Linked DNA regions of Homo sapiens: regions 1, 3 and 4 are each linked to region 2. Evidence: chromatin contacts called from ENCODE Hi-C or POLR2A ChIA-PET data. All regions are on one chromosome and are shown on one strand. The core of a region is the stretch at or near the end of the contact, and the rest is flanking DNA. Distances in the headings are between cores, read along the strand shown. Region 1 has its middle 130 kb from the start of MIR802. Region 2 overlaps LOC100506403 (a long non-coding RNA gene). Region 3 has its middle 73 kb from the start of LINC01436. Region 4 holds the start of RUNX1-IT1 (RUNX1 intronic transcript 1).

The links. A loop is a pair of places that touch in the nucleus more often than their neighbours do. ChIA-PET counts read pairs that join two places held with the same protein, here RNA polymerase II (POLR2A). Pooled maps may share reads with other maps.
Region 1: a map of K562 shows a loop between it and region 2 (2.8-fold over the local background). The contact joins two enhancer-like sites. A Hi-C loop is called at or near these places in 4 of 168 maps with a recorded cell type or tissue (K562, PC-3, PC-9 and 1 more) and 7 of 50 pooled maps.
Region 3: a loop to region 2 is called in a pooled map, with 7 times the contacts of the local background. The contact joins two enhancer-like sites. A Hi-C loop is called at or near these places in 2 of 168 maps with a recorded cell type or tissue (IMR-90 and PC-9) and 10 of 50 pooled maps. POLR2A ChIA-PET finds 5 or more read pairs at or near these places in 2 of 52 experiments (A673 and activated naive CD4-positive, alpha-beta T cell).
Region 4: a loop to region 2 is called in a pooled map, with 2.1 times the contacts of the local background. The contact joins the promoter of RUNX1-IT1 here to the enhancer-like site in region 2. A Hi-C loop is called at or near these places in 2 of 168 maps with a recorded cell type or tissue (PC-3 and PC-9) and 3 of 50 pooled maps. POLR2A ChIA-PET finds 5 or more read pairs at or near these places in 5 of 52 experiments (BJ, CD4-positive, alpha-beta T cell, PC-3 and 2 more).

The regions. Positions count from the first base shown.
Region 1 is chr21:35,849,608-35,852,307 of GRCh38, forward strand. No RefSeq gene overlaps it. Among named protein-coding and RNA genes, the nearest start is that of MIR802, 130 kb to the left of the region's middle. Within about 2 kb of position 1,362, at least 6 of the 41 ENCODE cell types and tissues checked have a DNase peak (open chromatin) inside an H3K27ac peak, as active enhancers do.
Region 2 is chr21:35,507,223-35,510,112 of GRCh38, forward strand. The region is part of intron 1 of LOC100506403 (a long non-coding RNA gene); the gene reads right to left. Among named protein-coding and RNA genes, the nearest start is that of MIR802, 210 kb to the right of the region's middle. RefSeq lists an enhancer at 966-1,486. Within about 2 kb of position 1,354, at least 5 of the 41 ENCODE cell types and tissues checked have a DNase peak (open chromatin) inside an H3K27ac peak, as active enhancers do.
Region 3 is chr21:35,931,131-35,933,841 of GRCh38, forward strand. No RefSeq gene overlaps it. Among named protein-coding and RNA genes, the nearest start is that of LINC01436, 73 kb to the right of the region's middle. Within about 2 kb of position 1,346, at least 24 of the 41 ENCODE cell types and tissues checked have a DNase peak (open chromatin) inside an H3K27ac peak, as active enhancers do.
Region 4 is chr21:35,038,119-35,040,818 of GRCh38, forward strand. RUNX1-IT1 (RUNX1 intronic transcript 1) reads right to left here and starts at 1,308. Exons shown (of 1, transcript NR_026812.1): 1 at 1-1,308. The region is part of intron 2 of RUNX1 (RUNX family transcription factor 1); the gene reads right to left.

The DNA of each region.
Region 1 (2,700 bases), core at 112-2,611, 340 kb after region 2:
ATTATAGTCTATCTGAGGCAATGTTTTTCCAGAACTATTGGAATGTGTCTACATAACAAACTCAATAATCTTTTGAAGAGTTCACTGTTAAGAGGACTCCTAGGACACGAGGAGCAACGGGATGATCACACACTCATGGTTGTACCTTCAAGTAAAGAAAAATGAGAACTTTAAATCACCCAAGATGAGGAAGCTCTGTAGCCAGACTGCTCTCATTCAAATCACCAGGAATGTTTCAATCTGATGCCAGCTTTCTCCCTTACAACAGTGAATGGATAAAAAGGGGAAAACTCAAAAGGGATATTCACAGCGCCTTCTAGTTCCCACCTCAGTCCTATCTCAAAATACCTGAAAATTCTGCCACAGCCCTTTTTCCTTTACTCTAGAACGAAATGACAAAATTAAACTTTATAAAAGTTTATGAAACGAAACCTCACAAAACCTGTTACTGAGGTTCAACGATATATTTTTAAACTAATAATGTGAATTTTTCCATGCTGAAGAGTCATGTAATTGGGTCACCAAATAAAAAAAGACACAGCTGTAATAGAAACCATTTTAGGGGGGAAGAAAGTCCTGACTAATCACGAAGTGATGCAAATGCAAAAGGAAATACTTAGACTGTATTTTTACCCAGCTGAGTAGTCAGATGTTTGGAAATGCCCTGGATTTTTCGAAATATTTCCAGCTGTTAATAGCAAAACGGCTCAGATGCTTCAGAAAGAAAGAACACACACTGAAACCTTTTTTTTTTTTCCTGTGTACTTTTCTTAATTACAGCTGCTCCCTTCCAACTGCAAGAGGGGATCTAAGTGTAAAGATGTTAAAGCTTAGATGTTCACCCTGAGCTCCACACGGATTTATTTTTATGAAAATGACTGAGAAGTGCAAGCCTGGGAATACGCAGAGAACTTCAAAAAAGAGCCTGGAAAAAGTAGGAGGTGATAAAGGAGTTAGCACATTTTCAGTTTGTTTCTCTTACAACCTGTGAGAGAACCCAGACAGCTGATGGGCTCCCGGAGAAAACTCAGGTAGCTGCACTCCAGAGAGTTTGGTGAGGCCCCAGCCAGCACCAGAGACCTGTGGTGAGCTGGCCTCCAGGAGAAGGTGGTGACAGCGGCAGCCGAGTTACATGGCGCCAGATCCCAGAGGACGAGCTCTGGCAACCGCCTGTGCACTCCCCTGCAGCCTTTTCTTCAGAAGTGAAGATGGGGGAGTCTGGTCAACCACAGGTGAGGTGGCAACTCAGAGGGAAGCCTGCACACTGTCAGCTCAGCCAACCCTAATGAGGACCAGACACCCAGAAATATTTGCAGACTCAGCAGGGGCGGGAGTGAGAAGTGGAGTTGGCTGGCCTCAAACCACCACCAGCTGAGCAGGGCTCCTCAGCCAGGGTGTGTCTTCTGGGACTCCCGGGGCAAAAGGTGGCATTAGAGATGGAAATTCAAAACAGGCTGGGGGCTCTGGGGCCAGGTTTTGTCCTGGGCGACTGCTTGGCACTTTCCCCAAAACAGCACACGGAACCTGTGAAAAATGTGCTCTGGCCCCCTTCAACCTTGACCCTGAGGATTGAGGGTGGGAACTGCGGTGGGTTTGCTCAAAGTCCTTATCACCACTCACTGGCATGTGTTCCCTGGCTCAGAGCCTGTCCCTAAGAAATGGGAAGAAAATACACAGCTCCCAAGGAGCTGCCAGCAGTTCCACACCAGGACCCTCTGAGGCCAGCCTCTCTGGGGACGGTGCATGCTGAGGAGTCCATGAGAAGGCTTAACTTTCTGAAGATGTCACACTCAGCTCTTCTTAGGTAAAGATTTTTTTTTTTTTTTTTTTGAGATAGAGTCTCACTCTGTCGCCAGGCTGGAGTGCAGTGGCACAATCTCTGCCCACTGCAACCTCCGCCTCCCAGGTTCAAGCAATTCTCCCACCTCAGCCTCCCAAGTAGCTGGGATTACAGGCATGCACCACCACGCCCAGCTAATTTTTGTATTTTTAGGAGAGACGGGGTTTCACCATGTTGGCCAGGCTGATCTCAAACTCCTGGCCTCAAGTGATCCACGCGCCTTGGCCTTCCAAAGTGCTGGGATTACAGGTGTGAGCCACCACGCCTGGCCAAGATTACCTTTTTAGATTGCTAATCTGGCCATCTTTGATTAGAAGTGAGGTCAATACATAAAATGTTCCAATCAAATTCTGCAACATAATTTTTCAGTGTTCTTAAGGAAACCCTACCCATGAGCAAAATGGCATTAAGGACAATTGGTCATTCTTTTTTATTTATTTTGGGAGGAGGGGGAGAAATGAGGGGCCTTCATTGTTCCCACTTCAAGACCAGCCCACTGGTTACAAAGCAGGAGAAAGGCAGGGGCGCTCCCAGGAACCCAGGGCCATTGTTATGGGCTGAATTGCTCCCTACCGCCACCAAATCCACTGCTGAAATCCTAACCCCCAGGACCTCAGAATGTGAGCTTATTTGGAAACAGGGTTGTTGCCGATGTAATAAGTTAAGAGGAGGTCATACCGACACAGGTGAGCCCCTAACCCAACATGACTGGACTTCTTGTATAAAAGAATGCTATGTGAAAAGACAAACGCATAGACAGAGAGAAGGTGATGTAAAGACACAGGGAAGAGGTGGCCATCTGCAAACCAGGGGGTGCCTTCTTGAGACCACCAGCTTCTAGGAGAGAGGCCTGGAACAGA
Region 2 (2,890 bases), core at 104-2,603:
TTCCTGGTCACTTCTTACATCCAGAGGCTGAGAACTTAGACCTGCCCTCTGACCTCCTAAATTATCAGAGGTGAAACTCCCTTTTAAGCAAGATCTATATCTTGGAGAGTTTCCTCTCCCTCCTTGCATTCCCCAGGCCCATCTTTTCTACAAAGTGCTAGAGTGTCAGTTTTATGGGATGTTGAAACCTTCCCAGTATAAATTCTACCCGCATTATTCTTTTCAGGAAGGCTCTACAAACATTTAATAATAAAAGTGAAGTGGGTGCGACTCTTAGTTAATAAATACCTCATCTTGTGGGAAACATGAAGCCTTGAGCATAAAACCAGAGCTATCTTTTCATCTGGGCCTGTCCATCATCACAGTGCCCAAGTGCTTAATTTAAACTGCCACTTCGCCAAAAACCCAACTGGGCAGAGGATGCACTGTTCATGCCAACCACCGTAAGGCCAAATTATTCTATTTCTAGCAACAATCACCTTCCTCAGGAATCTATAATTTTCAGCTTATGATAAACCTTCAATACTTTGGATTTCCCGGGGGAAAGTCAATATTAAATTAGAAGGTAATTATATAGCATTTTGCATACAGGCTACATTTTTATAGTTACATAAATGCATACTTTATTCAAAGAGGTGTTAACCATATGTGTCCCAATTCAGTTTCTAACAAATTTCCTTTCACAAAAAAGATAAGAACTTATAATGGTCACGTAATACAGATAGGTTGTTTTAAGAGGTATGAGAAATTAAGTTGAACATCTTCTGGATATGTGCCTGATTTTGTTTGCCCAAGTCTTACCCTTTGAGCAGATGATGCAAACTATATATTAGTGACTTAGGAAATAATAGTATTTTATTATAAAATTAATAATTGGTCAGAAAGGAAACATCTGCCAATATCATTCTCCTTCAATGTCCTTCAATTCTGAAAAAATAACTCAGATGACATTTTTATTAATACTTAAAAACTGATACTTAAAAAATTCTTAAAAAAACATAATTACAGTCTGAAATATAATAGATTCTCAAAGAAAAGTACACATTCTCCTTTCCTCTTCATTTAGCATCTGTTGTTGGCCAAACAACAGATGACGCCTTGCCTTCAGGGTAAAAATCTAATTTGCATGTAGGCGCTTGAATGAAATTAAGCTCCACAAGGTGTGAATAACAAGGGGTGGCCTGCTCTAGTGACAACAGGCAGCTCTTCTCAAACAAGGACGTTGAAAGCTTGTTAGTGCTAACTGAACTACTTTGCAGCGTATATCCCCATCTGGAGGCCGACATCAAATTTGAGAGTCACAAAGAAACACAAAGGTCATTGTGGCAAACCAGGGCCGTGGCATTGCACAATTCTAGCCAGAGGCCAGACTCCTCAAAGTCTAGATGAATGGTGCCCCCTGGAGCTGTGCAGTGCACAACGTGTGCATCTGGATAGGTCAGTCCTGAGGCCAGCCGACTCATTTTATAAGGCAAGAAACTGCAGCCCAAAGAATATATATGCCTGGTTGGAAGTTAAGCAATGAGGCACATTTCAACTCAATATGAAGAAAACATTTTTGAAACAGGAAGCTGTCAAAGATGATGTTGGTTGACTCAGGAGGTAGTGAGGACCAGTTACAGGACATTTGCAAGCCTAGGCTGCTCTACCATCTGGTATGGACTTTCAGAGGGGGCTTGAAATTAAGGTGTGGGTAGGGGCTGGCCTCCATAGCTGTTAAGGTTTTTCCCAACCCTCAACTAAGGAATCCATTGTTCAAACACAAGTCTTCAGGCTACTGAGCACCAATCAAGGTATGGGGACCCTGAAAGGCAATAGAAATCAAAAGATCTATTTTGAGAGGGCTCTAACTTAACAACAGGAGGCAGCAACATCAGTGACTTTCTCAGCTGCTACAAAAAGTAAACCATCGTCAGACACAATTTTCCCATTCTCCCCCCTGCACTTGCGTCATACCCAACTTCCCCTTCCCCTCAACACTGCAGAACTTACTGATAACTAAGCCATGTCTACCCCTCTAGGAGTAGTTCAAGAGTCCTGGTAAAGACCTAACAGGAAGTAGAAATTACATATGAGCAGCATGTGTGTGTGCATGTGTATGTGCACATGCATGTGTGTGGTATGTATGTACACGTGTGTGTGTGTGCATGCACACACTGCATGGGTGTATTTCCTTAAGCCTGCTTTACAAAATCAAAAAGTACTTCCAGCATCCATATTAAGGCTGTCTCCAGCACTGCATGCCATTGACATGCTGTAAGTCACATAGAGGATGAAACCAGGGTTGGGCAGTCAAGAAGGGGCATTTGTAAGGGCTGGTGGCATGACGGCTCCCATCTGTTCTCTCACTTTCTTCAGAAGTGAAAAATTAGCCCTGGATGGTGTTTTATGAGATACTGAAACTAGAATTCCCTTAACCGCATTCATAAAACTCAAAAGGCAGGGTAGCAATTAGAAAGGTCATGGTTTTTTGGATCTTCAGTCCTGAGTTCCAATCCAACCTCTGCCACCTTGTACTGTGAAACATCGCCGAGTCCAATTAAAGTTTCTGAGCATGGATTTCCTCATCGATAGAACAGAGAAAATACCTTCTGCTGCACAGGGTTGTTGTGAGAATGAATGAGATAACACAAAAGAAACTGTGCCTGGTACCTTAGAAAGACACAGATGCAGGTGGTCATATTTCAAACCCACAATTCCTTCTTCCTGATGTCAAAGCAAACATGAGCAGAAAGAGTTGTACATGAAGAGGCATGGCTCTCTCTTTAGTAATTTTCAGCTTATGATAAATCTCCAATACTTTGGATTTCCCGGGGAAAAGTCCATATTAAATTAGAAGGTAGTTACCTGGCATTCTGCATAAAGCCTGCATTTTTATAGTTGCATAAAT
Region 3 (2,711 bases), core at 96-2,595, 420 kb after region 2:
TTCTGGATCAGTTAGGTTATTAGTTTGGCTATCATTAAAAAAGGTCAAAGTAACAGTAACTTAAATTGATAATAGTTTATTTATTTTAAATATGGTCTAATCATAAATATTCAAAGTGTTATAACACTCCATAGTATCAGAGTTCCCGCTCTTCCTGTCCTGCTGTTCTGCCATCCAAAACACATAGCACGTGCATACCTGTGCATACCTAAGCCTGTGCATAGAGGCCCCACAGCAACTCTGCACATAGCCCTCAAGGTCACATCCCACGGGCCATGTGGCAGTTCTTGCTGCAAGGGAAGCTGGGAAACATAACCTTTGTTCTGGGCTGCATTGGACTCAACTTTACTAAAGGAAAGGGATGGCTGAGACCAGCCATGTCTGCCACAGCCTTCTTTTCATTAAGGTGCAGCGTTTCCCTAAGTATTGGCACAGAGAAGGCACAAAATAGATATGTGTTCAATGAACAAATAAACAAATGAATAAATAAAATTCTTCAGGGAATGCTTATCTGAAAACAGACATGAAAACAGTTTGCTAGGATATTCACGGTTGGTTGTTTTCATCAATTTCTCAGAGGAGAAATTTAGTTTTTATTAGATCATTAAATCAATTTAAACAGACATATATTTGTATATCAGCATCAGGAAGAGCAATGTAAATGTCCTACGGGTGACATCATCATATTCTTCCCCAGCATTTCTCAAACCTATCTAGCCATGGAACCCTTTGTCAGAGAACATTTACTAATGATTTACAAGACATTCATGAAAAATACTCTCCTGCCTAAAATCTTAGCAGAAAAATAGAATTCAGCCATTTATCCACTTAGGATAGGACCATAAAGAAGTCAATATACATGTAAATAAACTACATTTTTTTAAAGCAACAAGAGAGAAGTCTTTTCAGCACATACTATTAACAGTCCCATAGTATCTTCCAATGGCTGTGAATAACTAGTAGGTTGACCTGCCACCTTACATAATGTCTTCATCTCCCCAGTAATTTCCCAATAATCCTGGAGTACTGGAAATGGAAGACACCTTAAAATGGTATCAAAGCCATTCGTCGGCCTTCAGATCCTAATGTCACTAAACTAACTGAGAGAAACCAACATCAGAGCAAAACCTCATGACATGAGCTCATTCCTACACAGGGTCTGGAAAACATCACTTCCACTTTAAGTACACACTAAAAAAGGATGATGATTCAGACAGACAATCTTAGCTGCACTGCGCGGGTGGACAAGGGGATTGTAACCAGCCATCCAGGAAATCTGGCATCTGTCCAGAAAACAAGTCTAAATTTTGAAAGGTCTCTGCCTAACACATTCAGTTTATGTCCACAGGTCTCTGAGGAAGTGCACTTATAAAGAGGAGATGACTACGTTAGAAATTATGACTGAGGCAGCTTTTGCGCTGTAACTCTTGCTTAAAAGGGAAGTACGCCAGTTCCCCTTTGAAACAGTTTCTAAGCAGCAGGTGGCTACCACCAGGAAGCCAGGCACACGATGCAGCAGTATTGATATCTGGCTGTGTTGTACAGATCTTCCCTTTATCCATTCGAAGGATGTGAAAGCGAGGGCAGAGGGTAGAATTTTTAGCTGGTAATGGTCTCTTTTAATCAAAGAACTCAATAAATTACAAAGAGACTGAGTCACTTGTCCTGTCTCAAAGAAATGTCATAAGAATAGCTCAGGGCAGTAAAGGAAGTTTAATTAACGCAGCCGGGTGTGGTAGTTCACACCTGTAATCCCAGCGCTTTGAGAGGCCAAGGCAGGCGGATCACCTAAGGTCAGGAGTTCGAGACCAGCCTGGCCAACATGGCAAAACCCCATCTCTACTTAAAAAAAAAAAAAATTAGCTGGACATGGTGGCACATGCCTGTAATCCCAGCTACTGGGGAGGCTGAAGCAGGAGAATCGCTTGAACCTGGGAGGTGGAGATTGCAGTGAGCCAAGATCATGCCACTGCACTCCAGCCTGGGTGACAGGGTGAGACTCCACCTCAAAAAAAAAAAAAAAAAAGAGCTCAGAATTGGAGAACATTTATAAGTAGCTTGGTTTAGGGGAGGACAAATGAGGAGAAAGCCGATCTAAAATAGGTTGGGACAATCTATTAGCCAACTATCTACACTCTCCCACCATAGTTTTCATTATTGCATTAATGAAAGCTGAGTCTCCAGAAATTAAAAAAGACTGTTTCTCAACCTATCTAAGCTGCAATCCGTTTTAATGAAGCTAAGTATAGAGACAGAGGGAACCTAGATAATAATAGAAATAACTGTGCTAATGTTTAAAAGAAGAAAAGAATGAGGTTAAGGTTAATTGCAGTAAATAATAATGAAAAATGTGTGTTATTCAATATAGTCACTAAAAGGATGAAAATATTTTCAAATATGACTCATTCCAGTTGAAACAGGAAGGGAAGTAAAAGCATCAACATCTGACAAGACATTAAACTCCCTAAGTCAGAGCAGCGCTGCCCCTGTGGGGAAGAAACTATCCTCCTCCCAATGGCACAGAACCAACTCACTCAAGCCAGGCGCCTCTGGAGAAAGTCACTGAATCACATATGTGTGTGCACACACACACACGACAATAGCCAGCCAGAGAGTGAGAAAGAAAGAGGGTATACTGACCCCTAAAGGACCAAGGCAGACTGTAGACATCTTTCAAGAAGGAAAGGAATGAAGAAAAAAAAAGGCAATAG
Region 4 (2,700 bases), core at 58-2,557, 470 kb before region 2:
CAAAGTAGGGCTCATTCCCCTTGTTTACAGATGAGAAACTTGGGGCTCCGTGAGGTTCGATAAATGGCTCAAGTTCACACAGGTGGTGGATGATGGTGACAGGGAGAAACCAATACCTCGATTCTAAAGCCCACAGGCTTCCTGCTCCCCGATCCCACCCCTGAGCTTGGGCCTATCTTCCTCCTGGCCTCCCTATCAAAGGCAACTCGTAGAAGAAGCCCCTGGTGATAAAGAAAACACGATTCCTCCTGGAGCTGAGTGGAGTTTACACTTCAACATGGACTGAAGCCTCCAGGGAAAGAAATAAAGGTCTGTAGAGAGAAGCTACGTCCTGGTGAGCAGAGACATGACAGCAGCAGTTTCTGCTACACCTAGAGAAAGCTTCCTTGAATTCAGTACATCCTGGGGAGAAGTCCCAATGGATTCCCTAAGCATGGGAATTTTGAATGCTGGCCTCTCTCTCTCTCTCTCTCTCTCTCTCTCTCTCTCTCTCTCTGTGTGTGTGTGTGTGTGTGTGTGTGTGTGTGTGAGATAGAGAGAGAGAGAGAGAGAGACCTTTATTTCTCCTGAGAGGCCACTTCTGAGCTTTGAATCAGGAGTGATGTGAGCATATATATCCCTAATGGGAATTATAGTTTGGGTTCCAATTTTTATACAAAGATCTCCCACTTCCCAGGGCTCCTTCCAGAGCTGAAGCCTGGCAGCCTTGGCCGAGGCCATCTCTGAACCCTCTGCATGGATGTGCACATTGGCTGTTGTGGTGGTTCAAATTTTGCCCTAGACCCTCATCAAAACCAACCTGGTTAATTGTAACATTGCCTAAGGAGCCAGGTGGGCAGGCACATGGTGGGTGCTTAACCAAGGTGGTGCTGGATTTTGGGGAAGAGAGAACATCCAAATGACAGCAGGGGCCGGTTACTCCTATGGCAACTGCATTTCTAACACAGCCTAAGGACGTTCTTAAGGACTCAGGGATTCATATACATTGCCCTGCCTAATGAGTTCACAAGGTGAAGGGATTTAACCTGCAAAGGATTGTGGTATCTGAGCAATGCAAAGGGGAATTGAGGAGGATTAGGAGAAGTGTCTGCTAGTTATGTGCATGCTTGAATGGAATCCACCTCATAAATTCAGTGTCTGCAAAACTGTGGGTGACAGGAGCTGAGAAGACCTGGTTTCTCGTTCGGACTCTGGCACCAACCAGCTATGGAACCCTGGGCAAGTGAACCTCTCTGGTGCCCTAAGGTAGAGAAATGTCTAAAAATCACTCCAGCCAAATATTCGGCTCTTCCTTTCTAGCAGTTTAAAAATATTTATAATTATAGATTTTAAAAAATAAAGTTATATAATTTTTAGATGCCAACTGAAACTATACAGAACTATATATATACATAACTCTATATAACTCTATGACACAGCACATAAAACTTACAAAGCATCATATAGAACAATGTCTCATAGTTCATATGTCTCAGGGTTCACTTATTTTTTAAACAGATTTATTCACATCTGTAATACAATTATTTCTTTGTTTTGAATACAACCTGGAGGGAAGCATATGGGAGACACAGCCTTTATTTAAAAAAATGAAGTAATGATATGGAATGATTGACAGTTGGATAGAATTTTCATTGTCGGCACTTCTACTTCTTTATATGACCCTGCACCTTTCACAGTGCTAATATTTGTTTAAGGTTGCTTAACGTTGTTCCTCTCCTCTAGAACTTTGGAAGTAAAAGCCATTCTCATCTTTAGAAACAGTAGATTCAATAATAATAAATAATAATAAACTAGAAGCCTGAGTTTCTGTTCCTACCTGTCAGTCAATGCCTAAATAATTTCATTTTCACCCATTCACCCATTCATTACATGAAAGGGGCTGGGATAAGAGAGAACACTCCTGAAGGGGAGGACTACTTTTTCTCCTCCTTTTAGTTCCTACCCACTCTTGCATGGGTTTTATACACATATGTGGTTTCAGATTTTATGAATTCTATACTTTCAAAGTGGGTGAATGTCAAGTTCAGCTGTGACTGTTACCGAGCTGGATGAAGCTGCCCAGATGCAGCCTGCAGATGGTGTGGAATGAGGGGCTCAGTGCACAGAGTTCAAAGTGCAAACAGAAGCTGTGTAAGAAAGTGCAGCAAACTGTGGTTGGTGTTAAAACTGCTCCTGAAAAAAATGGCACTCAAACCAATGTATCTTAGTTGACCTAAACTCTCTTTTGCACATTCTGGGGCAGTAATAAGAAACAAACATTGATAGCTATACATATTATAAAATTTTGCACAGTAAAAGGGGAAGTGCTTCTCTCTTGAGCAATGAGTGCCACTCTGACATTTTTTGTCTCCCTTAAAAAACTCACCTAGGATGGGCCGGGTGCAGTGGCTCATACCTGTAATCCCAGCATTTTGGGAGGCTGAGGCGGGCAGATCACGAGGTCGGGAGATCGAAACCATCCTGGCCAACATGGTGAAAACCTGTCTCTACTAAAAATACAAAAATTAGCCGGGCGTGGTGGCACACACCTGTAATCCCAGCTACTCAGGAGGCTGAGGCAGGAGAATGGCTGAACGTGGGAGGCGGAGATTGCAGTGAGCTGAGATGGGGCCACTGCACTCCAGCCTGGTGACAGAGCTAGTAGACTCCATCCAAAAAAAAAAAAAAAAAAAAAAACCAACAACAAAAACTCACCCACAA